Regions from separate parts of the Homo sapiens genome. Here region 2 is linked to region 1. Evidence: read pairs that join two places in POLR2A ChIA-PET (ENCODE). Cell type or tissue: OCI-LY7. All regions are shown on one strand. Links, peaks and the distances in the headings refer to the core of each region. The heading gives the core; the rest is flanking DNA.

Evidence for each region. ChIA-PET counts read pairs that join two places held together with the same protein. Peaks named below come from ENCODE experiments on the same cell type or tissue, not always from the same donor. Only the 100,000 strongest peaks of a DNase experiment are listed, where the experiment ranks them.
Region 2: POLR2A ChIA-PET joins it to region 1 with 6 read pairs; 2 of 35 experiments call an interaction of 5 or more read pairs at or near these places.

What each region holds. Positions count from the first base shown.
Region 1 is chr1:86,743,934-86,759,737 of GRCh38, forward strand. It overlaps SH3GLB1 (SH3 domain containing GRB2 like, endophilin B1), which reads left to right. Exons shown (of 9, transcript NM_016009.5): 9 at 1-4,251. Among named protein-coding and RNA genes, the nearest start is that of SH3GLB1, 47 kb to the left of the region's middle. RefSeq lists enhancers at 9,876-9,935, 11,607-12,107. In OCI-LY7, for the core only: CTCF peaks have their summits at 9,978 (motif pointing left) and 10,182; DNase peaks (open chromatin) are centred at 9,958 and 11,808; H3K27ac peaks cover 273 bases.
Region 2 is chr1:86,821,000-86,836,803 of GRCh38, forward strand. LOC105378831 (a long non-coding RNA gene) reads right to left here and starts at 4,910. Exons shown (of 3, transcript XR_947561.2): 1 at 4,872-4,910; 2 at 1,813-2,010; 3 at 522-685. RefSeq lists an enhancer at 12,764-12,913. In OCI-LY7, for the core only: no CTCF peak of the experiment used is centred there; DNase peaks (open chromatin) are centred at 6,730 and 8,042; H3K4me3 peaks cover 2,089 bases; H3K27ac peaks cover 2,909 bases.

The sequences.
Region 1 (15,804 bases), core at 7,879-11,878:
CAAATTTACTTCATTAAACATAAAGTTTTTAAGATTATTCAGTTGGCACAATTTAATGCATAATTGGGATTGGATCCATTTACTGTACTGTGGTACAGTAAAGAGAATGTGTTCTTATTGAACAGCAGATTTGTATACAAATACGGAATAATGCAACTACATTATAAATTGTATACGAACAAAATAAATTGGGTCACTCTGAGCTTACTATTAAAACATTGAAAATTTATTAATGAACACAGGCTATCTTGATGAGGATCTCTGCTTATGAAACACATACTAATGAAATTATTAGTGACACATTGGAAGCTAGAAAATTGCTGTTGGGGCCATTGCTATAAATCATTGTTTCCATGTTAAGACTTCTGTTCTAATTCATTCATTCAACAAACATTTGTTGAGGGCCAGATACTGTGCTGGTCAACTGGGGATACTGTCCTGAACAATATGCACACAGTTCTTGCCCCTGCAGAGCTTAAAGACCATTAAAGGATACAGAAAATTAAGCAATTATCCTATAGTAGGATTCGTGGTGTGATGGGGAAAATACAAGGTACTGTATTTGGGAGTCATGTAACTCCAGTTTTGGGAGTGAGAGAGGGTCTGGGGAAGAACTGTTCCAGATAAAAAGATGTGTAACCAAGATAGCATAGCACATTCTGACAACTAAAGCAATTTACTCTAACTTAAGCATGAAGTACAAAAGTATAGTTCATTTATTGAGGGAATGTTAAGCTATTAAAATGATACTTTTTGGTACTTTTAAAAAAATGAATACTTAAACACCGTTTTAAAATTTTGTGTTAAGAGCTCCTAATAAGAACTTGGTAAACATGTTGACAATTTAACTCACAGTCTAAACTTTAAAAGTAGTAGTTACCCTTTTATTTCTGTGCCATGAGACAAATTCTTCTGCAGTTTTATAGTTGTACAAGATGTTTTGACTCACTCTCAATTGCCATATTCTTAAAGAAACCCTGAAAAGCTGCTCAAGCTGGTCAGTTTTCTGTAAAACCAAGTAAATGAAATTTTCTCTCCCCTCAGAAAGGAAGTTCTACAGCCTAGAGTACCATCTATTGTGTTTTATAAGTCCAGATTTAGGCTTTGAAAGATCATACCAAAACTTCAGATCGACTTAAACAGCAACTATGAATTAGGTTTATGGGAAATGTAGTAATACAGGGGAAAGAATATCGGTAATGGAGTGAAATGGTCCTGGGTTCAAATCCAGTCTTCCTCACATATTGTGCTCTTTAAGCTTCAAATGAGATGTATAACTGCCTTTTCCTTACCAGTAAAATGAGGACAATAATTATGACACCATAGGGTGGTTGTGAGGATTAGCAAATGTTATCTTGTATTTCAGGTGCCTTTCAGGGAAAGGCTTGGCACATAGTAAACACATCCTGTAAATATCAGTTTCCCCTTGTTAGCCCCTGTAGCATCCTGACCTACCAAGTCTATAGGCCTTGCATATCACTGTGCACCAGAGATACCTCTTTTACATCTGGGCTCTGTTTTCTCTCTATCAATCCTATCCTCCACCCTCTTTAAATCAGACCCCAGGTTTAACCTTCCCACAGTCAGTATAAATCATTTTTCAGAACTTTCAGCTTTCCATCAAGTGAAAGTTGATTTTAGTTACCCAGTAATGTACAGAAACCTTCAATAATGTTAAGCTTCAAAGGCTTCTGGTACGTTTGTCTACCACAGAACCACCACAATATATATGCTTGTTCTTAGGTTTATTGCTTTTTATTTTAATGGGGTTTGGTTGTTTGGGTTTTATTTTGGTTTTGGCTTATTTTAAAGTCAAGTTTAGTTTTTACTCAGGTAAAGGCCTGAAGTTTCTTGGGCGTGGAAGAAAAAGCTTGGGAAGCCTATTAATTCATGGTGCAGTTCAGAATTGTTTAAATAAGCTCTGTGCCACTGAGCTTAATCTGAAAGTATAGTGACATGTGAAGGATGCACATATGAATGAAAAACTAAAATAATTGTAGGCTCTTCTATAAATGAAAAAAAAAGTGATTGGATTGTGTCTACCTTTTTCCTCAAAGTAATCTAACCTAAACGGTCATGGTGTTAAAACTTTTTATGGTGCTAATCAGAAAAATTGATGTTGCAAGAAATGAGGTCTCAAAAATGGGAATGTGCCTCCTCACTCTGCGTCACATGGGAAATAAATCCTGAGGCCAGGATCACCAGTGGGGTAGAGTCATCTTCATAGTCTCCTGTTATCCTCCCCCTGAACAAAGAACAAAGTGAGACTGGGAAGCTAGTGTTGGGGAAACATTTCTGGGATAAACTGTGGAGTGGAGAAGACAATGGAGGGCAAGGCAAAAACCCACAGACTTGTTTACCCATAGAGGCCCCACTCACCTCCATGCTGACAGAATTCCAGAAAAATTCCTTCCCTATCTCCCAAACACCTGAAATTCTGAAATATTGCCCTACTATTTAGCACTTTAAGCTTCAGTGAGGTGCTGTAATGGAGAGATAGCTTCATAGTTTAGCCTATAGCCAACTTTGCCTCAAGACCTCCAGATAAGATGAAGTGGCTTTTACCTCATGTGAGTCTCAAACGCTGGAGAGAGAGTTCCACAACCACCCCTGCCCTTTCTCCCATATTACGCTCATTAGAAAGTCTACTCAGGGCTGGGTGCCGTGGCTCATGCCTGTAATCCCAGCACTTTGGAGGCTGAGGCGGGTGGATCATCTGAGGTCAGGAGTTCGAGACCAGCCTGGCCAACATGGGGAAACCCTGTCTCTACTGAAAATATAAAAATTAGCCGGGCATGGTGGCGTGCACCTGTAATTCCAGCTACTCGGGAGGCTGAGGCAGGAGAATCACTTGAACCCCAGAGGCAGAGGCTACAGTGAGCCAAGATTGCACCACTGCACTCCAACCTGGGTGATAGAATAAGACTCTTGTCTCAAGGAAAGAAAAAATGTCTACTCAGTAGAGCAGTGATTGGCAAAGTGTGAGACCCCAGACCGGCAATATTGGCATCTCCTGGAGACTTGTTTAAAATGCTGATTACTATTTTCAAGAACTTTCTACCTTCATTTTTACTTATTTTTTGTTTTCAAGGGCTCATGGAATCAGTCTTCCATGTGACAGCTTTTTAAATATTTTAAGACAAAAACTGAGTCTTCTAATCTTAATTGTGTTCTAGCAGTAGTCATTGTAATTATAGTTATTTTTATAATTTATTTGTTTAGTGTATATCTGTCACTCTAGAATGTAGGCTCCCTGAGATAAAAACTATAATTCTTTTGATGGCAGTTACATTCCCAACTCTTAGCACAAGATCTAGGACATAGTATGAACTCAATAAATTTTTGTTGAATGAAAGAAAAATGCAAATTTATAAGCCTTTTCAGAGACCTACTGAATCAAACTCTGAGAGTGGAGCCCAGCAATCTGTTGTAAAAGCTGTTTGAGTAATACTGTTGCACTCTAAGCTTGAGAACCACTGCAATAGAACTAAGAGAACATTCATTTCACCTTCAGGCCTATTCTCTGACATCACTTGAAAAATCCTCTCTGCCTTCTGTAACCCTTAACCAACAACAGTGCCCTGTCCATGTAGGGGAAACTTCTGGGCTGTATTACAAGTGGGTAGGAAGGTATAAGGATATCATAGTGGGAAGTATTGCTTAGAATGCCAGTACTTGTTTGCTGTGGAAGGTTTCTAGGAATGGATTGCTTAGTCTAAAGTAAGCACTACCACCATCCACGTTTTCACTCAACACAGTGCCTTTTAATTGGTGACTAACATCAAAACACCTTGACAAACCGTTAAAACAGTATCAGAAACCATGTGTACATCCCTGTGCCTCTTAGATTGCTAAGTTCTGCTCTCATTCTTACTTCAAAGGACACTTTTTAAAGAATTGTTAATGCTTTTTTATAATACAAGTCATAGCCCTGTTGGCAAAAAGAAAAAAGATTCAGTGAGAAAGAAAAATCACTGATAATTCCATCATCCAGGGAGAACCACTGTTATTTAAGTATATGGCCTTCCAGACTTTTCTGTGCATTTATAGATATTTTTAATGGGATCAAAGTGTACATACTGTTTTGTAACTTTTTTTCACTCAACAATACCATGACTGTCTTGCTGTGTCAAGTATATTTCTACATCTCTTAATGGCTGCATGATATTCCATCATATGTGCCACATTTTATTAAACTACTGTTCAATTTTTAGGTTTCCAACTTTCATTAATAAAGTGCTTTAAAGAACATTGTGTTGCTAAATCTCGTATGTGTTCATATTTTCTCACGATAAATGCTTTGAAGTGGAATTGCTAGTGAAGAGGGTATGCCAGTTTTTAAAAGCTTTTGTTACTGCCATGTTGCCCCCTAGAAAACTCTAAGCAATTTATACTTTTATCAGCAGTATATGAGAGAATACTGTTTCTTTTGGAGGGCTTCCAACTAGAATGTTCTTGGAGTCTTTGGTTTAAAAATAAAGGGTAAGAGGGAGATAAAAAGATCCTGCAAAATTAAAGTCCAGTCTTAAATGTTTCTTAAATTATGACATTCATTTACTGTTCTTCCCTCTTTATCATATATTTTGTATTACTTTGGAAATGTTTGTAGTACTAGTTGCCTCTTGCTTTTATTCAGTCTCCTGGAAGCATTATTACCTTTCTGACATTTGCAAAGACAGTAGAAGAACAATCTTAAGTAGACTTGAATCTTGAGGTATCTTTGATGCAGGTGTACTGTTGATGGATTTAGGGAATGTAGCCGTAGTGGGGAAAGTAGGATTTTGGAAGGTAGGCAGAACAGTGGCTCTCCCACTTGTTTTCCTGGCCTTTTGTCAGTCATTAAACCTCTCCCACTTTGAGCCTGCTTACTCATCTCTAGAATTAGAATACTATAAACCTACCTTGTAGCATTGAAAGGATTAACCATATTATGAAGAGTGGCTGGCACCTAGTGGATAATATTATGGCTTACTAGGATTTATAGATGAGCATGTTAGAGCATTTGCTATTGTCAACCTCTGGAGTAAATATCACTGCCATTGCCAAAGAAAATCTTCCTTGAAAGCTGTCACAGTGAATGAGCATTGTCTTGTATATCCTTATACCTACGCAATCCTCATTCTTATGGAATCTGGCTCATTTTTTCCAGTCAGGTATTCAAGTAATGTAACCAGATAAAACTCTCAGACAAGATGTACAGTGGAAGATTTCAACATTACCATGCTTAACAACAGTGTACGAAAGTGGTAATCACAGTCTTTTTAAGTGGTAAACCTTGCCAAACTGCCCCTTCTGATACTCCCCCACCCTTGGCCCACAGCTGATCTCAGTGCTTCGGGGGGCTGTACCTCTATGTGAGAGCCTGACATAGGACAGGTGACTCAGCTCAGTAACAGTATTGTTAATTAGCTAAGTCTCAGTAGCATCTCCAGGACTGGAGATCACAGAATTGATTCATCCATAGTGAGAGAAATGTATTTAAAGAAGTATCTGAATTATAAAAGTTGCTCAGCAGTATTCAAAAAGATAGATGTCCCAGGGTTGAGCTGCAGTCATCATAGCAAAACCCCACAGACCAACCCATTTTAATATTTGGATGAACCATAATAAATTTAAATTAACATCTGTTGATTATAACTCAAACTGCTCAACCAATAAAGAATGAGTAGTAAGAGGACTTAAGGGGGTTGTAAGTAAGGAAGGCTATACAGGAAGCTTCAGGCTTACGAGAACAAGACGAATAGCTAATTGGAGGTGAGATGGACTACCATTATAAGCAACTTTTCTGAGAGTCTGATGCACCAGGGTTTAGGGCACATGTTTCTGCTCAGTCTCATGTTCTAGTAAAGTTCTCTGAAGCTTGAGCTGTAGTAGGCAGTTCCCAACAACCAGGCATTTTGATACCTGCTTGCCTTTTCTATGTATTTTCTTGTGTTCAGCTTCACCTGAAGATCCTCATTTGTCAAGAATAAGCTCAAACTCTCATTCCTCCATGAAGAGATTCTGGATTCCGCAGGCAGAATTGCATACACACACACAACTATCACATGCATTTTGCCTTGGATCACAATTACTTGCCAACTTGAAGGACAGGATTTTGTGTCCCCTGACACCTAGCACACCTAAAGCTGAGTTTTGGCAAGCTCATAGCTTGCTTGCAGCATTGTATTTGCAAAAAAATCTATTAATGATTCAAATTTGGTGCTATTATGTGTATTTGCCCTAAGAAACATTGGCTGTTTAGGACACCAATATTACAGAAAGCACATATCTACTTTTCTTGGAGAGTAATCCCCAGAATCTATCATCATGGTTATTACTTCATTGGCTCTGGTTAATTTTACGGTGCTCATCACTGACTCATACTTTACAAAACAGTAATTTGTTACAGCATGGACTTTTGCTGGCCACATCTATACTTCAAATTTAGGGTCAGTCACATCAAGGTTGGATGGGGGTATTTCCATTGTTGAGCTTTTCTATATAGATGTCTTCTGTAAAATGGGCTAAATTTCCTTCCTTTCTCCTTTTCTCTGCCTCTTTTCCACCCTTCCTTTTTTCCATTTCTATACATTCTCCCTCTCCCTTCTTTCAAAAAATTTACATGAGAAAATGTATAATAGAAGATCTTGATCAATTGATATTTGTGAATGACAAATCTGACCCAGATTTCTGAGAACCAAAGAAAGATGTATGATCTGGCTTCAGATTGACTGTTCACATATAGAAACATGCTGGTTGCTCAGGAGACAGCTACTCATAAAGAAGCACTCATAAAGAGAGCACTGAGACATCAACACCAAAGCGGAGTTAAGAGGCCACAGTGCTGGCACTGATTCATGGATTAAATTGTACATGACTGCTGCATTGAAGTTTTCATCAAACTGAGAGTATAAATGGGCACAAAATTATTCACATTAACACCCTGAAACACAATGTCGCTGAGCCGTGGCCTGTCCGATCATCAGCAAGTGGAGGATTCCCCTCGCCTGTGTATGTTTTAGAATCTCCAGAGACACATCCACAGTCAATCCTCTTCTTTCTACCTGCTAGTGAAGACAGGCCTTCTATCCCAGCTCACACTCCTAACCTAATTGCCTCAGAAACTTTCTGCGGTCACTGCCAGTGAATCTGAGGTTTAGCATGCTGAAAGTCGGTAAAATGGGAAGGTCACCACTGGCATCTGATAGCCCATTCTACAGAAGTGGGTATGGAATGCCTGCAATAAGGTTGCTCATCAAGATTCAAAATCTTACCTCAGTTACATGATAGAGTTTTCCTCACTGATACAACAGGGGCCCACTGCCTAGGCAACCACGTGGTGACAAGTATGTTACCCAGACGTTGTGTTTCTTGCTGACCTCTAACCCACCCCCTTCTTCAATGCTACCTACAGCCCACAGTGCTTGGCTCACTGCTGCCTCAGACAGAGAGGAAAGTCAGAGTTCTATGGCATGATGAGAGCCATTTCTTCCCTATTAGCACTCAATCGCAGGCTTCCCAGAAAGCACAGCTCTCTTTTAAGTACAAGAGCTCTTTAAATTTACACACACAAAGCCAGTTCTCCCAGGAGAAAGCCCTCACCAGATTGTCTGGTGAAGATAAATTCCACTGTTGGACACTTTGCAGTCCTGGAACCAAGGCTCCCCTTTGTCCCATAGCTCCCCTTGGTGTCAGGGAGCTGCTCACCTGTCTATTTCTACCTTCATGATAAAGTCCCTTTTAAGGGCCGTATTACTTTATCCCACACTCTGGCATTGATTAGTACCATCTCATGGCATCCATATGCTTCAATATATTTGGACCCCAGTGTTAGGAGCAATAGAGTCCTACTCTATTCCTGAACTATAAAATGTTACTATTCAGCCCAGACAGAATGTTTTATTGCAAAACCACCTAGCACAGAAATTGACTATAGACTTTGGAATCAAAAAAGCAAATTTTCAAATCTCAACTCTACCACCTTATTAACTGTGTGTTCAGTAAGTGACACAACCTGAACCTGTTTCTTCATCTACAAAGTACAGATTAAAATGCTTACCTCCTAGGTTTGTAGCAAACAGTACTTCTCAGACCAGCAGCATCAGCATCACCTAGAAATTTATTAGACATGCAGTCTCGGGCCGCTGCTGAATCAGAAACCCTAAGGATGGGTCAAAGCAATTTGCGTTTTAACAAGCCCTCGGGTGATTTGATGCATGCCAAAGTGGGCGAAACACCAGTTGCAAGGATTAAAAGAAATAATGCACATAAGGGCTGGACTCAGTAACTGGCATACAGTAAATACTTAACAATTTCTAACTACTATTTTGTCACTATTACAATTTTTAAAGTAATGAATGAACTACACACTTTTCAGGCAAAGTTTCGTATATATTTCTCATAACAAAGCTTTTCATAGACATTTGGCAGCTGAAGGCTGGAGGTTAAGATCTCAAGAATATGGAGTACAAATCCTTATATTTTAACCAATCATGTAGAAAATGAGTTTAAATTCTTTTCACTAAAAATTGACTGAAATCTATATAGAAAGTCACTCCATTTCTGAAAGAAAAAACAGTACTTGGAGAAAGGGTCAAGATTTTTCTCAGAAAACAGTCAAGGTCTGCTTCTACACATGGAAAAATGGGACAATTGAAGCTTCAATAATGGAGCTTCCAGCCCCATTATTGCCACAGCAACTGCCACATCATAGAATATCACCATGATCATATTCACCTGAAGTTTTTCAAAGCATATGCTTCCAATTGCATGGTGTGATTATAAAACAATTTCTATCATATACTCATAAAATGACCAGCTTTATTTCATGTAACTTCCTGATGAATGCCTCAAGATAAATTTGTGTTATAATAACCCTAGGAAACTAAATGAATTTACCTTCTACCCAGGCTGTTTGAATGTAAATCAATTACATGTTACAGAAGACTGAAATGATAGTGGTTTTATAATCGTCCACAAGCCATTCTTTCTGAGAGCATTTACCTAGCAAGTCCAGTAGAAATTAAATTTGTGGTTGCGTACCTTCAAGCAAATTGTTCACTTAATTTCTCAGCCCCACAGATTTTTTTATCTGTAAAATAAAAGGATTAAACCAGATGATCTCTAAGGTCCATCTAGCTCTTGCTTCCTAACATGTTCTAAACAAGCCAAAGTTGTTCATGTTTTAATAATAACTAATGTTAAACCCACAATTATGAATTAACTTGAACAGCATACACATTTCTACTGGCAGCTCGTTGATGGGGTTGTTTTCTTTATATTTTAGAGTATAAAGCTCTTCAGTCTGAGCTTTCTACAAAAGGCTGAATAACACCTTGTGAGAAATTCTTTAGAAATCCCTCTCTACCTGGACTGACTTAGACCTCAAAAGGACCAACTCTGTGCTCAGACATTCTAGTGAATTCTAATGAGTATATATGAACAGTGGCACTCACAGTCTTAGGCATCATTGGGCTTTTACATCCCCTTGAAAAAGTTGCTAACACTTATTGAGCACTTTATGTGCTTTACCTTCTTTAAACCTGGCAAGAAAGTATACTTTCCCCCATTCTACAGACGAGAAAACAGAATTTAGAAAGCCACACAACTAGAAAAATGGCAAAGAAGTCTCATTGCTTGCCTTCCCAACTCCAAAGCCCAAGCTCTTAATCAGTGTGGAACACAGACACCTATTTTTGGAATGTGCCCCCTACATATGGTCAATGGTCCATTATTTCCTGCACTCTTCCCAGGTTAGTACTTTTCTTGGGGCAGAAAAAGTATTGCTCTTAACATAAAGCAGCTATAAACTGCTGCTTAACCAACTAAAGAAACCTACAAAGGTCATCAAGCCAAGCAGGGAGCTGCCAGTGCCATCACTGCCACAGCTGAAAGTGCAGAGAAATCAGTGTTGGTTTAAGTCAGGGCTTCTCAAAGTGCAGGTCCTGGAATCTGTCAGGGGTGGGACTCTGCCATCTTGTGGTTCAATAAGCTCTCCAGATGATTCTGATGCACATGTTTGAGAGCCACTTGTTTACATATAGCAGAGAAACCACCTGTCTCTCACCTCAAAGCTGACTCACCTGCAGAAACAATGAAAGATGATAATGACAGCCCCCCCAAAATACCTCCAAGCTATCAAATGAAACTAAAATGTAATATCATTTTACTGACTCTATCCAATAAATAGACCACTCATTAATGAGTAATTTGGTAAGCACGTGAACATGCTCAGGATATAATTTTTCCAGGAACAGGGAAAAGAGTCCATGGATTGGAAGTTTATTTTGAAATTCAGCTGTAAGGGAATACGTTCTATGTATCTGTCTTTTATCAAGGTAAGACAGCAATATAATTTTATTGTTTCTTTCTAGCCAGTGTCTCAGTTTCCACTGAGGGGTTTATATGCCCTATTCAGCAGGACAAGAGCACATTATTTTAAAAATAGATGCCAATCATTGGCATTTACCACATGCCAGTCACTGTGTGGGGTGCTTTACACATTCTCTAATTTCATTCCTGCAACAATGCTGCGAGGTAGAGATTGTCCTTCCTCTGCAGATGAGAAAACCAAAGTTTAGATAGAGACATTAAGTGTAAATCTGCTAAGCTCATTTCAAGACTCCTGAATCTCTAGAGAAAATAGATTTCCTGAGTAACATCTCCCTTTTCTTCTTTCTCTCGATGCTAATGCAACATTCCTTTACCCCAAGACTGCCAGGCACAGGAAGCCAGTGCTCTAGACCTTCCTTCATGGCCCATTCCCACTTTTCCTTTGACTCCCAGCATGAGCCCACTCTAGCTAATTTTAACACCATTTTCTGCAAACTTGAGGTCCCCAACACCCGGATAGCTGAGCTAGGTGGGCTGCTGAGACTAAAGGATCTATGGGTCCTGGGGGAGGAAAAGAATGCCCCTGGAGGGAAAAGGAAGAAGGGCAGTAGGTAGCAGAAGGCGTGGCTTGGATGGGGGAAATGTGTCAACAGTGATACTGACCATGAACACACTGAACAACTAGCAAAGAGAATGGCTGAAAATATGACTGCTCAATGGAGGAACTAAGGAAAATATAGTCATATTTGTAAATAGTTTATCATTTCTGTTTCACTGCCATACAGCACAACAACTAGGATGCATATTATTAAATGGGTTGGATTAACTTTGTGGGTTTGGATTATTTTGCTGGAATAGTGACTTCTTTACTACTGTGACAATGCTATACTACAGAGTTTGCTGAACACACAGCACAGCTGTCTGTTCACTGCTTCAGAATTGGAGAGACCACTGGTCATATCTATATTTCCCTAGTTTGGAGAACATATATCCATACATTCCAATGCAAAATGCAAAAACAATGACCTGAGTTTGGTAATAGATCCAGAAACTTGTTAAGCTCTTATCAGCCATGTGTCTGTATTAAAAACCACCTGGGCCAGGCGCGGTGGCGCACGCCTGTAATCTCAGCACTTTGGGGGGCCGAGGTGGGCGGATCACGAGGTCAGGAGATCGAAACAATCCTGGCTAACACGGTGAAACCCTGTCCCTACTAAAAATACAAAAAATTAGCCGGGCGTGGTGGCGGGCACCTGTAGTCCCAGCTACGGGGGAGGCTGAGGCAGGAGAATGGCATGAACCCGGGAGGCGGAGCTGGCAGTGAGCCAAGACCGCGCCACTGCACTCCAGCCTAGGCGACAGAGTGAGACTCCGTCTCGGAAAAACAAAAAAAAAAAACAAAAACAAAAACAAAACCACCTGGCTGCAGTTGAAAGATCACCTTCTATTTGCGGTCATTCACTATATTTGCGGTAACTTCACATCACTGATCACAGGAACTACAGTAATGGGCAGGGTGGCTGAGCAGGGATTCCTTTGCCTGTCTTCCCCAGTCCGTTCCCCAGTTCCTCTCTCCCAAAAGTCCTATCAACAGAGACCTTGCAACTTGAGGCAAAAAGTGAAAGAATAATAGCTGCAGTAACTTAAGTACTTGCTGCATACAAGGCGCTGTGCTTAAAGTGATTTACATTCATTATCTCATTTTAACAACCTGAGAGGTAGGTATGACTCTTATCTGCGTTTTACAAAAGGGGAAGTGAAGGCTCTTAAATCACATAGCCTGGTAGAGTGGTAGAGCCTGGGCTTTGACCCAGGGCTCCCTAACTCCAAAACACTTGCTCTCAATGTCTACAGAGGACTCCCCAATGCACTATTATACCATTTAACTTGGCTAATGGCCAGTGTTTAAAATGGATAGGAGCAGAGACTTATCCTATCTATAACCAAGGTAGAGTGCAGCCTCTGAAATACAGCTGAGCAAACAACTCAAGCACAGTTTGATGTTCCTGCCCAGTGGGTGCTATTCCAGGAACTGATATCCCTTCCCTCATGTTCCTTAAACATATGTGACACCCACTATTATGGTATTGACAATGGGCTGAGAACCCCCTTCTCAGTGTAAGCAGGGACTCTTTCTAACCTCTCCCTGGTATAGGAAATGAGCACCTCTTCCATTCTGTCTCCAGTCTACTTAGCTCTGTCAGTAACTTGTCCAAAGCTTCTTTGGAAACTCAGTTGATTGGAAAACAGAGTACATTTTATATAATATAAATGGTGATGAGGCTCTTAGGTCAGTGCACCAAAGCCTACTTAATCTGCAATGTGCCTGAAAATTGATGGTGCAGCCGAACCCAGAACAGTGCAGAGTTGTTGAAGACCCCTAAATTTCTCCAAGCCCAGGCTTTTTTATGCTCCTCTAGTTCCAGGGCAGTAACCAGCATGTAGTAGGAAATAATACTAGCTCGTGTTTTTTGAGCACTTACAATGTGCTTGACGGCACTGTACACCCATGATCCCATTGGACCCCCAAGGCAGCTCTAGGCAGTAAGCACAATTGTTAGCCTCAAGTAACTGAGGCGTAGAGAAGTTAAGTGACTTCCCAAGGTCACAGAGGTGACAAGTGATGGAGGATTAGAACCCAGGCAGTCTGGATCCAAAGTCAGTGTGACCAACCACCTGTGGGCCTTTAGTTGCCTGAAAGCGGGGAAGAGGACCCGAGGCTGGGCTGAGGCTCTGCTGTGTAGTCAGCTCCCACAATGCACACATGGAAATCACACACACAAGCAGGTGGGGAGTGGGCTGGACAGGAGGTCTGGTGAATCCCTCCACAAAGGTGAGGGAGAATATGACAGAGACATCCACACAAGCTTCGGTGCCTCTAGAAGAGGAGGAGGTCCGTGAACAGGAAGGTGTCCGTGGGGTGGGCCAGGGAGAAGACAGAGCTGCTTGGACTGGAGAACAAACAGCTTGCTCCATTCTCCACAGTTTCTACTGCTGCTTTGAGGCATGACCTTGGGCAAGTTCGTCCCCTTCTGCGTAATAGTTCCCACCTCTAGAGTCTTTGTGCGGATTAAGTGAAATAACTCACTTTGCACGGTGCCTGGTGCCCACTCACTGAGAACATCCTCTTGTGATTAGGACCATTATCATTACATCAGAATGTCATTTGACTCTGAACACAGCCAAAGCCCACGAAAAAGCCTTTCGCAATTGGCCTTGCTAAGACAGGCTTGAGGGTAAGGAGGTTTTGCCCCCTACACTGGACACAGCGCTGAAAGGCAGCCGCAGGACCCCACCTCCCTTGCCTCTGCTGATGAGGGCCGTAGTTCCAGTTTCCTTTCCCTGCCAAGCCCTTACCAGCACCACCAACAAGAGGCGTAATAAACTGGCTTGAGTCCCACCTCTTCATTTCCGCTTCTCTACTCTCAGCAGCTAGGGCTAAGAAGCTGTGAAATGAAGGAATGCCCGTTGGCAAGAAGAAAATAGTCACCAAGCCAAGCAGGCCCTGAATAATCAGGCTGCAGAACCGGCCATAATTTACTATAAAACAGTCTCTACTGGTGACGAGTGGTGGGGCAAGAACAGAGGAGAGAAAACAGATGCCCCTTGAAGTTTTTCACCAAAAATCTAATAAGCCATGACTTATGAATGCGATGGTGTTTTGCAATCCACACTGCAATTCTTCACAATGTCTAGGTCCACAGCCAGCTCTCTGTGCTGAGAGGAAGGTTGCTATCTATACTACCACTGGCAAAACAAAAACAAACAAAACTAAAGGCAAGATGGTTGGGTCCTAAACTTAACACTTAGTTTCCCCATTTCTGTTATATATTAGCTGAGGAGGCATTTGGAAGACCCCACAAAGACATTATATGTAAATCAATAACAATTTTTGTTTTATGTTCAAACCATGAACACTGACTAGCTAATTTTCATGGCATCCCTATAAGTGAGTTTTATGATCCTGCTCCAGTTCAATTCTTCTTCAATACTATAATCAGCTTAGATGATTTTTTCATGTATTTCCATAAAATGATTTTTGCCAGCACCTTACATTTTCATCAGATTTTCTTGTCGTAGCTGGATACGGCTGGCACAGACAGTTAAGTGTTGTGAAATGGAGCGGACTGACAAGGATGGAGAATCAAACAAGGCATTGGCATGGGCCAACGTGGAGGGCTGCAGGGAGCAGGCAAGGGGGCATGACCTGGCTAGAAGTGCCTGGGAGAACAGCCTAGTGTTTGTCAGCACAATCTACAAAAGCAATAGCATAGATTAAAAAGCAGGAGCCCAAGCAAGGGTCTTAATAGCTGAGGATATAGGACATTTGACCGCTGTAGAGGATTGTCTCCAAAAAGTGGGTAGACACACCCCTTACTCTTACCTCTATGAGAGGAGTGTCCTTGGCTGCCCCATTGATGGTGGGCTCGGCTACATGCCTTGCTTGGTCCTATGGGATGTTGGGATGTTAGTAGGCATGATAAGCAGAGGCCTGTAATGTGTTTGCACAGTGGGGCTTGCCCTCTTGGGCTTCTGCCAGCACCATGAGAAATGTCCGCCCTGGTAGCACTAGTTCAAACAGGATGAGAGACCTGTGGAGCAGACCTGGATCACACTCACAGCTCAGAGCAAGCCCAGGTAAACACATTTATCAAGCATATTTTTAATGACTTCTTATCCTTCTAGTTGCAACTTACATGTCACTGTCTCAGAGGTCCCTGCCCTGACTCTCCTCCGGGCTAAATTATGCCCCTGTGTTAATTGTGTTTCAATGAAAGAAAATAATTAATTAGGAAGAAATTATTTGCTTATATGTTTGTTTCTTCCATTAAATTACATTCCTTGAAAGCAAGGAGCATATCTTATATGCTTAATATATTCTAGGGATTGTGCTAGAGTTCAATGAAGTCTATTAGGCTCTTAGTAAATATTTGTAGAATGAAATATAGAAAGCACTCCTGGAGGATGAGGCCACAACTACTACAGTGGTGACACAGAGCTCTTCTCTCAAGGAGCTTTGCATCTACAGGGCCAGACCATCAGCCACTGCACAGTGATAGGCTAGAGCTACTTAAATCCTTTCTCCCTGTGGTCAGAATTGACCTGAGAGACTGAGACAAGGTGTCCAGTTAGCTATTGCCATGGAACAAATTTTGACGAAATTTAGTAGCATCAAAGAACAATTACTATCTCTCAAGGTTTCTGTGGATCAGGAATTTGGAAAGAACTTGGCTGGGGCCGTTCTGGTTCAGCGTTTCTCATGAGGTTGTAGTCAGGTGGCAGCTGGAGAAGCTGGAGGCTGGCCATACATCTCTTTATTCTTGTAATCTGAGGGCTACTTCCTGTGGTCTCTCTGCACAGGTGAGTTGAGCTTCCCCCTAGCATGGCAGCCTCAGGGTAGTTGGACCATGTTCATGGTGGCACAGGACTCAAGTGCAGGTTTTAACAGCAAGCAAAGTGGAAGTTGTATCACCTTTTTCTTTTTAATGT
Region 2 (15,804 bases), core at 5,987-9,986, 75 kb after region 1:
GGACTACAGGCGCGTGACACCACACCTGGCTAATTTTTGTATTTTTTAGTAGAGACAGGGTTTCCCCATGTTGGTCATGCTAGTCTTGAACTCCTGAACTCTTGATCCACCCGCCTCAGCCTCCCAAAGTGCTGGGATTACAGGCATGAGCCACCGCACCTGGCCATGTTTTGGTTTTTTAAGATGGAGTCTTGCTCTGTTGCCCAGGCTGGAGTGCAGTGGTGCGATCTTGGCTCACTGCAACCTCCACCTCCCAAGTTCAAACGATTCTCCCTCCTCAGCCTCCCGGGTAGCTGGGACTACAGGCATGTGCCACCATGCCCAGCTAATTTTTTGTATTTTTAGTAGAGATGGGGTTTCACCATGTTAGCCAGGATGGTCTTGATCTCCTGACCTCATGATCCACCCACTTTGGCCTCCCAAAGTGCTGGGATTACAGGCGTGAGCCACCACGCCCAGCCAGTGATTAGGTTTTAAGATATAAATTTGGGGAGGATACAAACACTCAGTCCATAAAAATGTCTAATGATATCTTGTAACTCATGTCATATTATTTAGTTGTCTTGATAAATTTTTATTCAATACCCATAATTTCTACAAAGCTAGTGTATTTCCAGTTCCATAGATGAAGATAAACTTCCATCTCCAATCTCCATCTTCTTTTAAGCTTTTATTTCAGTTGTACCTGGGAGTAATAGAAATGGCTCTTAACTCATTCTTCCCTGAAAATAATGGACAAACAGTAGTTTTGCCACTATGTCAATGACATATATTCTCTGTGTGTATGTGTGTGTGCATGTGTATGTGTGTGTAGCTAGAACTTAAAAAGCAGTTAGTATCAGCCATCCTAGGGGCTTCACCTTGATGTTGCCTCAGGGGTAAGTACTGTTGCTCCATTTAGTAGTTGGGGAAACTGAAGCTCAGATGATTTTGACTTGCTCAAGGTCACATAGCTAGGAAGAGGTCACACTGAGGCACAGACCAGGTCTGATTCCAAAGTCATGCTCTTAACCACTGGATATACTGCTGCCTCATTTCCCACAGCAGTGGTCAGCAGCCTCTTAAGAAGAAAGAGACTAAGGAGGATCAAAGATAAAGGATAGCATAACAAATAGAAGAGGTTGACAGACAGCATTTTTAAGATTGGGGGAGTGTAGAAAAACATTTCCCACATGTAAAACTATAAAACGACTTTCTGCATATTAAGCCTTGTACAAATAGTTTTGTGACAGCAGTGACTGATGGAAAACACATTAACATGGAGAACAAGCAGCAAGTTAATCTGAATTTTAAAGAGGCTTTTTTTCTGACAGATCAGAATCATCTTATAAATTTTTAAGAAATGTGAATAGTGTCTGACATGAATGATTAAAGGGGAACTATTTAGTATTGCAAAATGAATTAAATCTCTAAAATGTCTCCGCGCAATTATGGGTAGAGGCAAAACTGTTAAAACTGGAGTGATAAATTGGGAAATTGTCACTTCCAAAAAGAAAAGGAAAAATCTGAAAGTTATCCTTCTGCAAACAAAATGCTCTTAATGGGGATGGGCCCAGAAGGCAGGGGTCTAAGCCTTAAGGGTAGGCATTGATAGGATGTGCAGCCCGAGCCTCCTAACAGGCACTGTGGTCCGGCAGAGGGAAGGCAACAGCATCGTGACTGGTACCATGGCTTCCTCTTTCTCTTTCTCCTCCCCTGACTCCAGCTGTGCTCTTCCTTCTAGACATGCAATTTCTGTTGAGCACATTCACCGCTTCTCACAGGTGTGATGGCTCCATCATCATACATTTAATAGTTTTCCAAAATCAATACCTCTTCAACATAGTGCTTTTGAAGTCATAGTTCTCCACTGAAAAGTACTCATGATGGTCCGTACTTGATAATAACTTCACCCACCAGGGAACATATTATAAAGTGGGCTTGAGAGCATGGTTATAACACACGGTGTCCATTTTCTTCATCTGCAGCTAATTCTATGGTGGAAATACTGCTGACACCAAGAACTTCATTCTGTAATTTAGAATAGAAAAAAAATCCCGACTATCCGTATTTCTTAGGAAAGCATTTTAGGAAGGAACATAGGGTTTATTCACAGTTCTGAACTCATTGTGAGGGGCAAAAATTACAGATATTTGTTAATGTCATAATTTTTCTTTCCTCAAATGGTTATTCTTCATGGACGTGAATTTACTCAAATATTTGATGGAAAAGGAAATTGCGGTATTTCAGGCTGACAGTTTGAAGGAGTCTGGGAACTGGAGGGTTTGAATTCAACTCTAGTGAAATAAATGCCATGGTGGTTGATTGGGAGAGTGTTTAAAACCTTCTCACACTGATTACCTCTTGTTGTCCTCTCCCAGATACCTCTCTGAAGATAGAGCTTGTCCAATTTTGGATGGATGGTTTAACAAATTATCAACTAGCTACATAGTAGGAAGCCATTCAAAAGGAAGATGCAGATAAGCAGTTTTCAAGCCTTTTTAAACCAGCTAAAAATCTTCTGCAGAACCCAAAATCACAGAGGAAAGTAAAGAGAACGGCTTTGCTGTAATCCAAGAGGGGGACCTGAAACGCTGTCCATGTGTTCTCTTGGGTGTGGGCCAGACACTTCCATATCCCAAGTTCTCTGGAGCACAGTTTAAAAACCATATTATATGTCAACATGTAATCAATGGTTTTCTGTAGATGATGAAATTAATCTTTCTTTCATTTTTTTCTCTCTGTATTTTTTTAAATTTCCACAAAAATGTATTTTTATAAATAGCAGAAAATAACAATTGTTTTCAAGTGACATATATAAGGAAGCCGAAAAAAGTATAGAACTCAGCTTTCTGACTCTTACTGGGGAACAAATAAGTGACAAAATAAAGTGATCCATTTTGGGTTATGTGAGAACAGAGGATTGTAGGAGAGAGATATTTGGTCTTTCCTAATTCAAAGGCTCATGTTTACTTTTCCTTCACCTGGAGATAGCAGGGATTAACAGATGTTTATTTTAACTCTGCCCTAGACACCCTGCAATAGCTCCCAGCAGATACAGTGGCCAAATCTGCTCTCCCACTGTTTAAGATTGAAGAACAAGACTGACTTCATTTTGGGAACTCGGGGGGCTCTTGTTACTTAACCTAATGGGCACTGAGGGTGGTCACTTTTGAGAGAATGATGTAAATTACCTGCAGCATTTCTACCTGAAACCTGTTCCACCCTTTCTTTTTCTAACATGCCATCATCTCCTTTTAAACTCTGAATCTCTGCCAGCTCCTTTGTTCAAGTGCTTCTTATTCCAGTGCTGTTTCCTAGGCTGGCTTTCCAGTCTTCCTGATTTCCCAGCAGGCTACAGCCAGACCACATCTATCATTTGATGGAGTTTACACTGACAGTGAGTTCAAAGTCAGTGTAAGGCTGGGCGCAGTGGCCCATGCCTGTAATCCCAGCACTTTGGGGGGCTGAGGTGGGCAGATCACGAGGTCAGGAGTTCAAGACCAGCCTGGCCAACATAGTGAAACCCTGTCTCTACTAAAAATACAAAAATTAGCCAGACATGGTGGTGCACACCTGTAGTCCCAGCTACTCGGGAGGCTGAGGCAGAAGAATCACTTGAACCTGGGAGGTGGAGGTTGCAGTGAGCTGAGATCATGCCACCGCACTCCAGTCTGGGTGACAGAGTGAGACTCTGTCTTGGGGGAAAAGAAAAAAAAGTCAGTGTGATGGGGTGATCCCAAGAGCAAATAACCTACTAGTTATAAAAGTACCTGCTTTGGAGTCAAGCAGTCAGACAAAAATCCCTGCTCTGCCATTTCTATGCTGCATGACTTGTGCCAAATTACTTAATCTCTCTAAGACTCAAGTTTTTCATTTAAAAAATAAAAATAATAAATAAAACCTGCCTCACAGCATTGTGTCACAGGCTTGCTGTGAGAATTAAATGAAATCATTTATGTAGAACACTTGTCACAACTTGTGGCATATTTTTTAAGAATTCAAATGATAGCTATTAATTATTATTATTATTATATGCTTAATATTTCTATTCTAGATTCTGGAACAAGTGAGGTGATGATGGTGGGGAGGAAAAGATCATGGACTTGTCCAGGAGACCTCAGTTCTACTTGCTCAACCTCTGTGCTGTGAAGTGAAGCTACTGTACTAGGTGAGGATCTCACCAGACAGGGTCGCAGTAAGACACAGATGGTGAACTTAATGGGTGAATTAAAAGGAGTGTAATCAAGAGATTATGTACAGAGGTGTGGACAGGGTTAAGGGAGACCATGAAGCATCCAGGGATTCACATCAGCAAGGAGCCATTGCCACCCTTGATCCCCACCTGAAAGGAACAAGGGTAGGGAATGGTGTTACTAGAAGCTGGTGAGAGTTGGAGCCCTGGAAGAGAGCCAGCCCACAAGAGCTGTAGTTATGGAGGAATTCAGGCACTACAAAAATCCTAGCCCAGCAGGCAAAAGCAAAGGAATATATTCCAGATTTGTCTCTCCTCTGACCACTAATCACTGCTGGTATCTCGCTAGTTAAATCCATCAGAAAACCATAGTATGTGGAAGTCAGCGTGCTGCACAGGGCAGGGCAGAGAAGGGAGGGAGAGTAGGCACAGAGAGTAACCAGCCTGGCAGATTTATGATTCTGAAAGTCTCAGAGAGTCTGCTACACTGGCCTGGTCATCCTGGCCTGGAGGAATGTGTTAAATAGGTGCAATGGCTCAGCAATAGATGCCCTAACTCCTCCCAGGAAAAGTGAGAACCCAAATTGCTGATCTTAGGTTGGGAAATGGAGAGCTCAGATATACCTTGGGATGTGAACTATGGCTCTAAGAATGATCTGAGAGGCAGCTTCAAAAAAGCAAAACCTAAATTACAAACCAGGCAGATGATCCAAAAGAGGTGTCAGGCTGAAGGAGCTGCGTAGAGATAGAATTCTGGGAAAAGGATAATGCAGAACCCTCAAGTAACTAGTGATTGATGATGACGTTTGGAATACAAGTATGGGGCTGGGACTGGGGACTTTCTGAGACACTAAAGTGCATTCGTCAGAGCTCTTCCAGGGCCTCTGTGGTTCAGGAATAGAATGGTATGCAATTCATTTGCTCATTAATTAATTACTTAATTCAACAAGTATGTAATTTTTTAAATTGAGATGGGGGTTGGGGTCTCACTATGTTGCCCAGGCTGGACTTGAACTCCTAGGCTCCAAGCAATCCTCCCACCTCAGCGTCCTGAGAAGCTGGGATTTTTAAGTGTGTACCACCATGCCTGGCTCCAACAAGCATGTACTGAATTATCTTGTCTGTGCTAGGCAGGGGGCCAGGTGCTAAGGCTAGAACAATCAAAAAAACACAAACCCTGTCCTGAAGGAGCTCAACTAGATGATTCCTCAAATAGGGTCAACAGCCAATCACAACACAGTATGTATGATGAGTGGTCCTGAGGGATCACAGAAGAGGGACACAACACTAGTCTGGGTGGGTAAGGAGAGCTTCTCAAGGAAGGGACCTCTATACTGACCCTGAATGCTGAATTAGCCAGAGAGGACAGGGTCAGAGAGGGAGGTGGGAACAGCTGGAGGAAGCTCCCATGTATTTAGGGGACTGCTAACAGTTCAGTAAAGTTAAGTGGGAAGTGATGAAAGTTGAGGCTGGAGGGGTAGGCAGAGGCAGATCCTAATAAGCATTCTTTGTCAGGGTGAAGACACTGAAGTCAAAGGACAGGGGAGTGACATGATCAGATTTGAATTTTAGAAAAATCATTCTGGTTCCGGTGTGAAGGGCAGAGAAAGGAAGGCTGGGCACAAAAGACAGGGAGACCAGTAAAAAAGATGTTTCAACTACCTGAGAGAGAAACCATGATGTTTAGGTGTCCCTGAACCAGGTAGCACCAGTGGACATGAGTGAACAGACTCAGACACATTTAGTGGAAGAACTGGCCAGGCTAGGTGACTGTCAGGATATCAGGATGAGAAAGAGGGAGAACTCTAGTTTGGTCACTGGGTTGCTGCTAATGCCAGTCACTGAGAGTCAAGCCACAGATGAATGAGGCACAGCTGGGTAGAGGGCAATGTGGGGACAGTTTGATAAAGATGTATCTCTCTTTTTAGTGAGTCAGCATGCTTTATATGACTGAGAATAAATCATTAAACAGATTACACTTCATGCTATATTCTGAAAGTTTGTATTACCCCAAAATTCATATGTTGAAATGTAATCCCCCATGCAAAAATGACTGACATTATTAAGAGGTGGGATCTTTAGGAGGAGTTTAGATCATGAGAGTGGAGTCTTCATGAATGGGATTAGTGCCCTTATAAAAAGAGGCCCAAGGGAGCTTGCTGGCCCCTTCCACCATGTAAGAATACAATGAGAAGGTGCCATCGATAAAGAGGTGGGCCCTCATCAGACACCAAATCTGCTAGAGCCTTGATTTTGGACTTCCCAGCCTCCAGAACTGTGAGAAATAAACTTCTGTTGTTTATAAGCCACCTAGTTTATAGTATTTTTGTCATAGTAGCCCAAACATACTAAGATACTTCATAAATGTGTTAATGGTATTGCTGGGCTGGGGTCAGGCAAGTGTCCCCATCCTATAAGATTGGGAAACACTGAATTAAATGAAGCTAAACAGTTTTTGTTATCTCAGAACTTCTCAGAGTCATTAATAGCCTAGGGCCTTTGATGTCCTAAACAGGATATCACTTGCTGTATTTATCAAATCTATTTTAGCCCCATCCCCCCACACCACCACACAACACCTATTTATATCCCTTGTAAATGTATTTCTCAGAATGGTGTTACTTAAAGTGTAGCCCAAAGACCAGCTTCAGTGTGCAAACTATTATAGTCTATGACAAGGTAAGTACAGAAATTGAGACTGTTTAGAAAATTTTAATAGCAATTTTGTGTCTTTGAATCTAATAAAAAATCTAGGTTTGTATGTTGTGTCTGCTTTTTCATCTTATCTTTCTAGTGAGTTATTTCTTTGCTAACTGACATTTTTGTAAAATACAAAGGATTGAAAGTTAAAAGCAATAACGACCACACACACACACACACACACACACACACACAAAAAACCAAAGCTCATCCTTTACCACTGGTAGTTTGAGTGTCTCAGAAGACCCTATGGAAACATGCTAGCTCAGTAGCTCTCAAACTTGGCTACCTGTTTTCATATCCTGAGGAACTTATACAGATCCTGGGTTCCACCCCTGGAGAGTATGACGTAATTCATCTGGGAAGCAGCCTGGCACTGGGATTTGGAAAGATCCCTAGACGATTCTAATGTGTACCCAGGTTGAGAATCAGTGTGGCTCAAGGGAAAGCTCAGGTTCCAGGGTATTCTTGGTTGTACTCTCACACACCTGGACAAGGATCAAGGGGGAGTTGGGAGGTGTGGGGTGGGCCCTGGCTGCACAGAGGAATCATCAGGACTCTTTAAAATGGACTTAGGCCTGGGCCCCTCCTAAACCAATGAGATCAGAATCTTTGCTCATAGTTTCTGGGCACTGGTATTTTAAAGAAATGATTCTAGATCATTCCTAAGGCAGTCAGGGTTGAGAACGATTGGATTAGGAAGTCTAGTTGCAGATGGGACAGTGTGAAAGTAATCACAATAAAAATGGAGTCACTAATTTTTTTAAAAAAAACCTTGACAGGCCGGGTGAGGTGGTTCACACTTGTAATCCCAGCACTTTGGGAGGCTGAGGCAGGTAGATCACAAAGTCAGGAGTTCGAGACCAGCCTGGCCAACAGGGTGAAACTCCATCTCTACTAAAAATACAAAAATTAGCCAGGTGTGGTGGCGCGTGCCTGTAGTCCCAGCTCCTCAGGTGGCTGAGGCAGAAGAATTGCTTGAACCTGGCAGGTGGAGGTTGCAGTGAGCCAAGATTGCACCACTGCACTCCAGCCTGGGCGACAGAGCGAGACTCCATCTCAAAAAAAAAAAAAAAAAAAAAAAAACCTTGACAAGAAGCAAAAAGGCATGGCTCTTTATGCCTGAAGTTGTAGCCTTTGTGCTGAGCAATCACTTTCAGCCCTTGTGAAAGCTGTGTTTCGGCACGTTCCATTACTTCCTAATGTGTCCTCTGAAAGAGTCTAGCTGTTTATTTCCATCAGTCACTGAAACGGACGCCTTTTACTTGGGGAAAGCACAAATGCATTAGGACTTTGTGTCTAAGAGAGAAAAAGAGAGAGGAAAGGGGAAACACATGTAGTGTAAAGACTGGCTCTGACATTTGCTGGTAGAAGTTGGGGGCAAATGATTACAGCTATTTAACAAAAATTTGTAGGAGAGTGATGGGACAGGCCTGGAAGCAACTGAATATGCCCATTTTGTTGCCACGCTGCTAAGTATGATAACAGTGATTTCTCACAACGAAACTCTGGAACATACCATTGTCTTGCCTATGTGACTGTTATGGTCTGAATGCTTGTGACCTCCCCAAATTTGTATGTTGAAACCTAGTCCCCAGTGTGGTAGTATTAAGAGGTGGGGTATGTGGGAGGTGATTAGGTCATGAGGGCGAGTCCTCACCAGTGGGATTGGTGCCTTGTGAAAGAGGCCTGAGGGAGCTTGTGTGTCCTTCCTGCCATGTAAGGACACAACTATTAATAGAAAGCACAAACTGTGGAGCAGAGAAACCTCACCAGACAGCATATCTGCTAGAAACTTGATTGTGGACTTAGCCTCTAGAACTGTAAGCAATACATTTTACTGTTTATAAACGGCTCAGTCTAGGGCATCTTTTGTTATAGCAACATGAGTGGACTAAGACATTAGCCAACATCAATTTTACCAAATGCTACAGGACAGTAATATTTGAAATTGTCTTGAAATACAGCTTGGTATTGAAATTCTTAGTTCAAAAAAATCTATTTTAAACAATATGAAACTCCAAAACCAAAGAAATATTTAATAACAACAAAAGCTCAGTAAGTAAGATCTCTTTACCCCAGGGCACTCAGCCTTAGAGAACATAAAAAGGTGTCATAGTTTGGTTTCTAGTCTGGAAAGCTCACAGACTATTTGGACTATGTAAATACTAGTAATTGTTTATGTCTGTTGTGTTATAAACTGTTCAATAGTTGTAATTTTGCTATTGCTGTTTTACACAACCTAATCATTTATCCAAAACCTCAAGTACTTACAATGTGCTAGGCGTAAAGAGCAATTGTGTTAGGCCCTGGGTTTCAATCCATAAATGAGCAAAGCAGGCATGGTTGTTACCTTCATGGAGTTTTTCTTTTAGTGGAGAAAATAACCATCAAACAAAGAATTTATTACGATAGTGGTAAGAGGTCCATTAAAAATATACGTGACTGGGCTGGGTGTGATGCCTCACGCCTGTAATCCCAATGCTTTGGGAGGCCGAGGTGGACGGATCATGAGGTCAGGAGATTGAGACCATCCTGGCAAACATCGTGAAATGCTGTCTCTACCAAAAATACAAAAATTAGCTGGGCATTGTGGTGCGCACCTGTAATCCCAGCTACTCAGGAGGCTGAGGCAGGAGAATCGCTTGAACACGGGAGATGGAGGTTGCAGTGAGCCAAGATTGTGCCATTGCACTCCAGCCTGGGCGGCAGGGCAAGACTCCATCTCAAAAAAAAAAAAAAAAAACAAAAAAAACCTATGTGATTGGCCAAGTGCAATGGCTCATTCCTGTAATCCCAGCTGCTTGGGAGGCTGAGGTGGAAGGACCACTTGAGCTCAGGAGTTTGAGGCTGCAATGAGCTATGATCACACCACGGTACCCCAGCCTGGGTGACAGAGCAAGACCCCATCTCTAAAACTCTAAGAAAGTAAAAACTAGGCCAGGTGTGGTGGCTCATGCCTGGAATCCCAGCACTTTGAATTCTAGGCCGAGGTGGGCGGGTCATGAGGTCAAGAGTTCGAGACCAGCCTGGCCAACATGGTGAAGCCCCGTCTCTACTAAAAGTACAAAAATTAGCCGGACATGGTGGCGGGCGCTTGTAGTCCCAGCTTCTCAGGAGGCTGAGGCAGGAGAATTGCTTGAACCTGGGAGGCGGAGGTTGCAGTGAGCCGAGATCATGCCACTGCACTCCAGGCTGAGTGACAGAGCAAGACTCCGTCTCAAGAAAAAAAAAAGAAAGAAAGTAAAAACTACAGAAGTACATGATCATCTCTTTCCTTTCCTTCCCTTAGAAAAAAACTATTGCCTCCCTTTCTCCTTCTCCCTCCCTCTCTCCCTTCCTCCCTTCCTTCATTCCTCAAAAAGCCATTAGGTAGGCCCAAACAAGGCAGGCAGAGTGGAGGAGACAGGCCTGAGCCGGGATAGCCTATATAAGAAGGAACAGTAGTCCAGCAGGGCCAAAGAGATCAGCTAGAGGCCAGGCGCAGTGGTTCATGCCTATAATTCCAACACGGGAGGTCGAGGCGGGCAGATCACTTGAAATCAGGAGTTTGAGACCAGCCTGGCCAACATGGTGAAAACCTGTCTCCACCAAAAAGTACAAAAATTAGCCAGGCATGGTGGTGTGCACCTGTAGTCCCCAGCTACTTGGGAGGCTGAGGCAGGAGAATCGCTAGAACCCAGGAGGCAGAGGTTGCAGTGAGTTGAGATCATGCCACTGCACTCCAGCCTGAGCAACAGAGTGAGACTCTGTCTCAAAAAAAAAAAAAAAAAAAAAAAGAGAAAGAGAGAGACAGAGAAGATAGGCTACACACAGGAAGATTGGACACATACGTAAATATATCAAAGGTTAATCTAAACCAGATTTCTCACAAGGGAAGCATAAATATGGAAAGAAGAAAACTTGAACAAACCCTTGGGTGTTGAATTGAAATTGGAGGTATTGAAGTTCTTGGTTTTCAATATGTACAAATAGAGAAATAGAGATGTAAATGTGTGTGCATATACATGCATGTATTTTCCAGCTCTGTCAACTGAAAGGAACTGGGAGCAATGAGTACACCTACTACCCAGATGTTGGTTTGCAAACCCCTCTCTCCACCAAAAGGAACCAGGCCTCCTTGGAGAAATGGCTGATTCCAGGATTGGGGCAGGGAAATTACAAGATGAGTCTAGACTATCTATCTTTTTATGGCCAAAAATAAGGAGGTGTTCAAGCAAGATGAGGACATGTTAAAAGGACACAAAAGGCAGCTTGAAGGGGCTCCCACTGGTCAAATCTGCAACAATTCATACATCAAAAAATGCCAGTAGTAATAAAGCATAATCTATTGAACTAAATAAGAAACCCATGAGTCCACATTGGTATAAATAAATGAATTATTCCATAAAGGGGGAGGAGAGAAACTTCCTTTGTGTATTAGAAAGCCTACTAATAAATGTAAAAGGAGTTATAGAGTTAGAAAATCACCATTTGGCATCAGTAATAATTATAGCAACAATTAGGCAGGAAGCATCAAAGGATGCTAAAACTTACGTGTGAAAGTGGGGTAAGTAACAGGAATTTCCACAGTCTCAAAGTTGCTGAGGAGCAGAATCATAGCCCCTCAAAGATGTCTCCATTCAAATCCCCAGAACCTGTGAACAGGACAAGAGAGACTTTGCAGGTGTGAGTAAATTAATGATCTGGAGATGGGGAAGTTGTTCAGGTGGGTCTGATGTAATCACAGGGGTCCTTGTGAGTGAAAGACAGTAGCAACAGAATCAGAGAAGGAGATGAGATGATGAAAACAGGAGTCAGAGTCTGAGAAAGATTTGAAGATGCAACACTGCTGGCTTTGAGGATGGAGGAAGGGGCCAAGGAATAGAAGCTGGAGGAAACAAGGAAACAGATTCTCTTCTAGAGCCTCCAGAAGGAACGCAGCCCTGCTGACACCTTGCTTGTAGCCCAGTGGGACTCCTTTCAGACTTATGACCTTCAGAACTGTAAGATTATTAAAATTGTGTTGTTTTAAGTCACTAAGTTTGTGGTAATTTGTTGCAAAAACAATAGGAGACTAACACCATTACAAAAGAAAAAAAGTAAGTTTACAGTGGAGAAATCTTGACAGATACTATCTTAGTGAAAGTAACCAAAATTAACACCATCAGAAACAGTCCAATAAGGGTGTACTACCAGATAAGATAGTACAATCTTATTGTATGCAATGAAAAGACACAGCATCTGTTATATTTTAACCAAAAAATGCGTAATGAAAAGACACAGCATCTGTTATATTTTAACCAAAAAATGCCTAAACTGAGGCATAAGACAACATCAGACAAGCCCAAATTGAGAGACATTTTACAAAATGCCTGGCATGTAACTTTTTAAAATGTCAAAGTTATGAAGGTCAAGGATAGGGTGGCAATTTACAGATTGAAAGATACTAAAAACAAACAAAAAAAATGACAACTGGAGCAATGTATGACCCTGGACTGATTCTTTGCTACAAAGGAGCTGCTGAGGCAACTGAAAAAATTTAAATTGATACTGGGAGACGGATCAAGGGGAATTCTTTGTACTATTCTTATAATTTTTCTGTGTAGAACTGTTTCCAAAAAAAAATTTTAAGTGGATGATTGTCATGGTAATACGAGTCTTGCGCAAGCCTAATGGATAAAGGATGTCAGAGGATTGGTGGGAGATGGGCAGGGAGTATGAAACGTGAGGCTGGACAAGATAGCACATTTGTAGGATGGAGATAATGGCCTGAGAGTGTTTCTGATTTGACCGGTGAGGCCCTTGTTCCTGAATGGAAATTAGGCTGGAGCCAGCTTTGCCTGAGTCCCTGCGCAGTCAGAGCCTCATTTAGAAACTTGGAAAACATCAACGTGATGATTATTTTAACTTAATATGGCCAGCAGATGGCAGCAGGCAACTCAGGGAAAGAACAAGAGCGAGAGACCTGGAGATGGGAGGCCCTTGGTTGCTGCTTCAGCTCAGCCAGGAGAGAGCAAAGGCCGGCTGGCTCATTGAGTTGTTGGCCATCTTTGAATTAAAGGGTTCCTGCCAGGCAACAGAACCTCTGACGGCCCAACCTCACCCCCTGGACATCATGGCGGAAAGAGGAGGACTGAGAGAAATGTCTTCATTGTGTTTTAAAGAAAGAAACGCTTACTTTTTCCTAGTAATATAAAAAAGAAAAAGATAAGACATCATTTAATGGAACCTGAATTAGATGCGTCGAGAGACCCAAACATTAAGAACAGAAAGAGCTGGATTCACGAGTCATGGGGCCCAAAATGGCATCAAGTATTTCTGAGGCCGGGCGCAGTGGCTCACGCCTGTAATCCCAGCACTTTGGGAGGCCGAGGTGGGCGGATCACAAGGTCAGGAGATCGAGACCATCCTGGCTAACACGGTGAAACCTCGTCTCTACTAAAAATACAAAAAAAATTAACTGGGCGTGGTGGCGAGTGCCTGTAGTCCCAGCTACTCGGGAGGCTGAGACAGGAGAATGGCGTGAACCCGGGAGGCGGAGCTTGCAGTGAGCCGAGGTCACGCCACTGCACTCCAGCCTGGGAGACAGAGCAAGACTCCATCTCAAAAAAAAAAAAAAAAAAGTATTTCTGACAATGATAATAAAAATAGAGCCTCAGTTTATTTACCTGTAAAATGGGAACAGAGTATTTTGCAAATCAGATGAGTCAATATATGCAGAGTTTTTTATAATTTTTTTTTTGAAACAGGGTCTCACTCTGTCATCCAGGCTTTAGAGAGTTTAGAATAGTGACTGGCATGTGGTCAGTACTTAATAAAAATTACCTGCAATTATTATTATTTACTGAACACTTACTGTGGCCCAGGCATTCAGTTAAGTGTTTTATGTATGTTATATTATTTATTCCTTACAACAGTCTTTTACTATATATTTTATTAACTCAATTTAAAAATTTCAGACTCAGAAAATTTAAATAATTTACACATGTACCGAATGCCTATTAGGGACACTGTGCATTCAGTAGGAATAAGGACAGACATGGTCCCTGTCCTCCTGTAACAACCATCTGTCTAGTTGAGGGTCATATAGCTAGCCAGAGTACAGTCAGAATTTGAACCCCGGTCTCTCTAATTCAAAAGCCTTGCTCCTCTTTGGCTGCCTTCCATAATAAAAAGAGTGAATTGGCCGGGCGCAGTGGCTCACGCCTGTAATCCCAGCACTTTGGGAGGCCGAGGTGGGCAGATAACGAGGTCAGAAGATTGAGACCATCCTGGCCAACATGGTGAAACCCTGTCTCCACTAAAAATACAAAAATTAGCTGAGCATGGTGGCGTGTGCCTCTAATCTCAGTTACTCAGGAGGCTGAGGCAGGAGAATCACTTGAACCAAGGAGTTGGAGGTTGCGGTGAGCCAAGATTGCGCCATTGCACTCCAGCCTGGCGACAGAGCGAGACTCTGTCTCAAAAAAAAGTGAACTTTTACGGAATACCCATTGTGTGCCAGGAACTTTACATACTATGTAGTTTACATATTCCCCAACCAATGAAATAAGAATTATTGTCACCACCATTATACATATGAGGGGATATTCAGTGACTTGCCCAAAGACCATGCCACTAAGGAGCAAGCACAAATACGTTATGTATTTGAAGTCCATGCTCTTTCCATGGCAACACACTCTAGATGCTTCCTAGGGTTAGAAGGGATCTGCACCAGCATCATCCTCATTCTGTCCACAAGTTACATCAAAGTCCAACCCAGGCGGGTCATGCAATCAAAAAGATATCTTGGTAGTAAGGATCCTCTGAGATCTTCAGATTCAACTCTTTGAGCAACTTTTTTTTTTTTTTTTTTTGAGACAGAGCTTTGCTCTTATTGCCCAGACTGGAGTACAATTGTGCAATCTCGGCTCACCGCAACCTCCGCCTCCTGGGTTCAAGTGATTCTCCTGCCTCAGCCTCCTGAGTTAGCTAGGATTACAGGCATGTGCCACCTCACCCGGCTAATTTTGTATTTTTAATAGAGACGGGGTTTCTCCATGTTGGTCAGGCTGGTCTCGAACTCCCAACCTCAGGTGATCTGCCTGCCTTGGCCTCCCAAACTGCTGGGATTACCCACGTGAGCTGCCGCGCCTGTCCTGAGCAACGTATTTTAAAGTAGACACAGAAATCCCTATCAAAACTGGCACAGCAAACAAAGGGAATGTATTGGTTAAAGTAATAATTGGTTGATTGATGAAATACTCAAGGAATACTTCAGCTTCAGAAATGTCTTCATTAGGAACGAATTTCTCACTCTATCATTGGATGTCTTTCTTCTGTGCTGGCTCCATTCGCAGTCCATTAGAAAGAGAATTCTCGCAGCTGAGTTCTAACTCAATCTTTGCCACATTCAAACACAAGTCTTGGGTCTGATTCTCATTGGTCTAAATTGGGTCACCTGCTCATCACTGAACCAATCACTTTGGCCAATTAGGGCCTACCCTTGAAGCTGAAGATTGTCAACCTCTCTCACACCTGATGAGATTTAACAGCAGGGAGGGGTTATTCTCCAAATACAATTTGGGGCATCTTTCTACTCAAAGAATGAATGATTGTGGTGGTTGGATGACAAAAACAGCAGATGTCTCCCACACCTACATTCTAATCAAACTGAACTATTTTGTAGCGTCTGAGGCACATTCTCTACTTTCCTTCTGGCAGGCTGTTGGTCACATTCTTCTCTTGATTAGTACACATTGTTCTCTTGGAACACTTGATCTCCCCCTTCCAATATTTCCCAAACAATCCTCTCTGGCCTTCACAATTTAAATACTATCTCCTTATTTCCAATGGATATAATCCCTTCTTTCTCTGAGTATGAACACCTCTCACAGTTCTCTTATCTTCCCATTATATTTTAGTTATTTATATAAATATAAATAATCTTAAATTTTGAGTTAGATTCC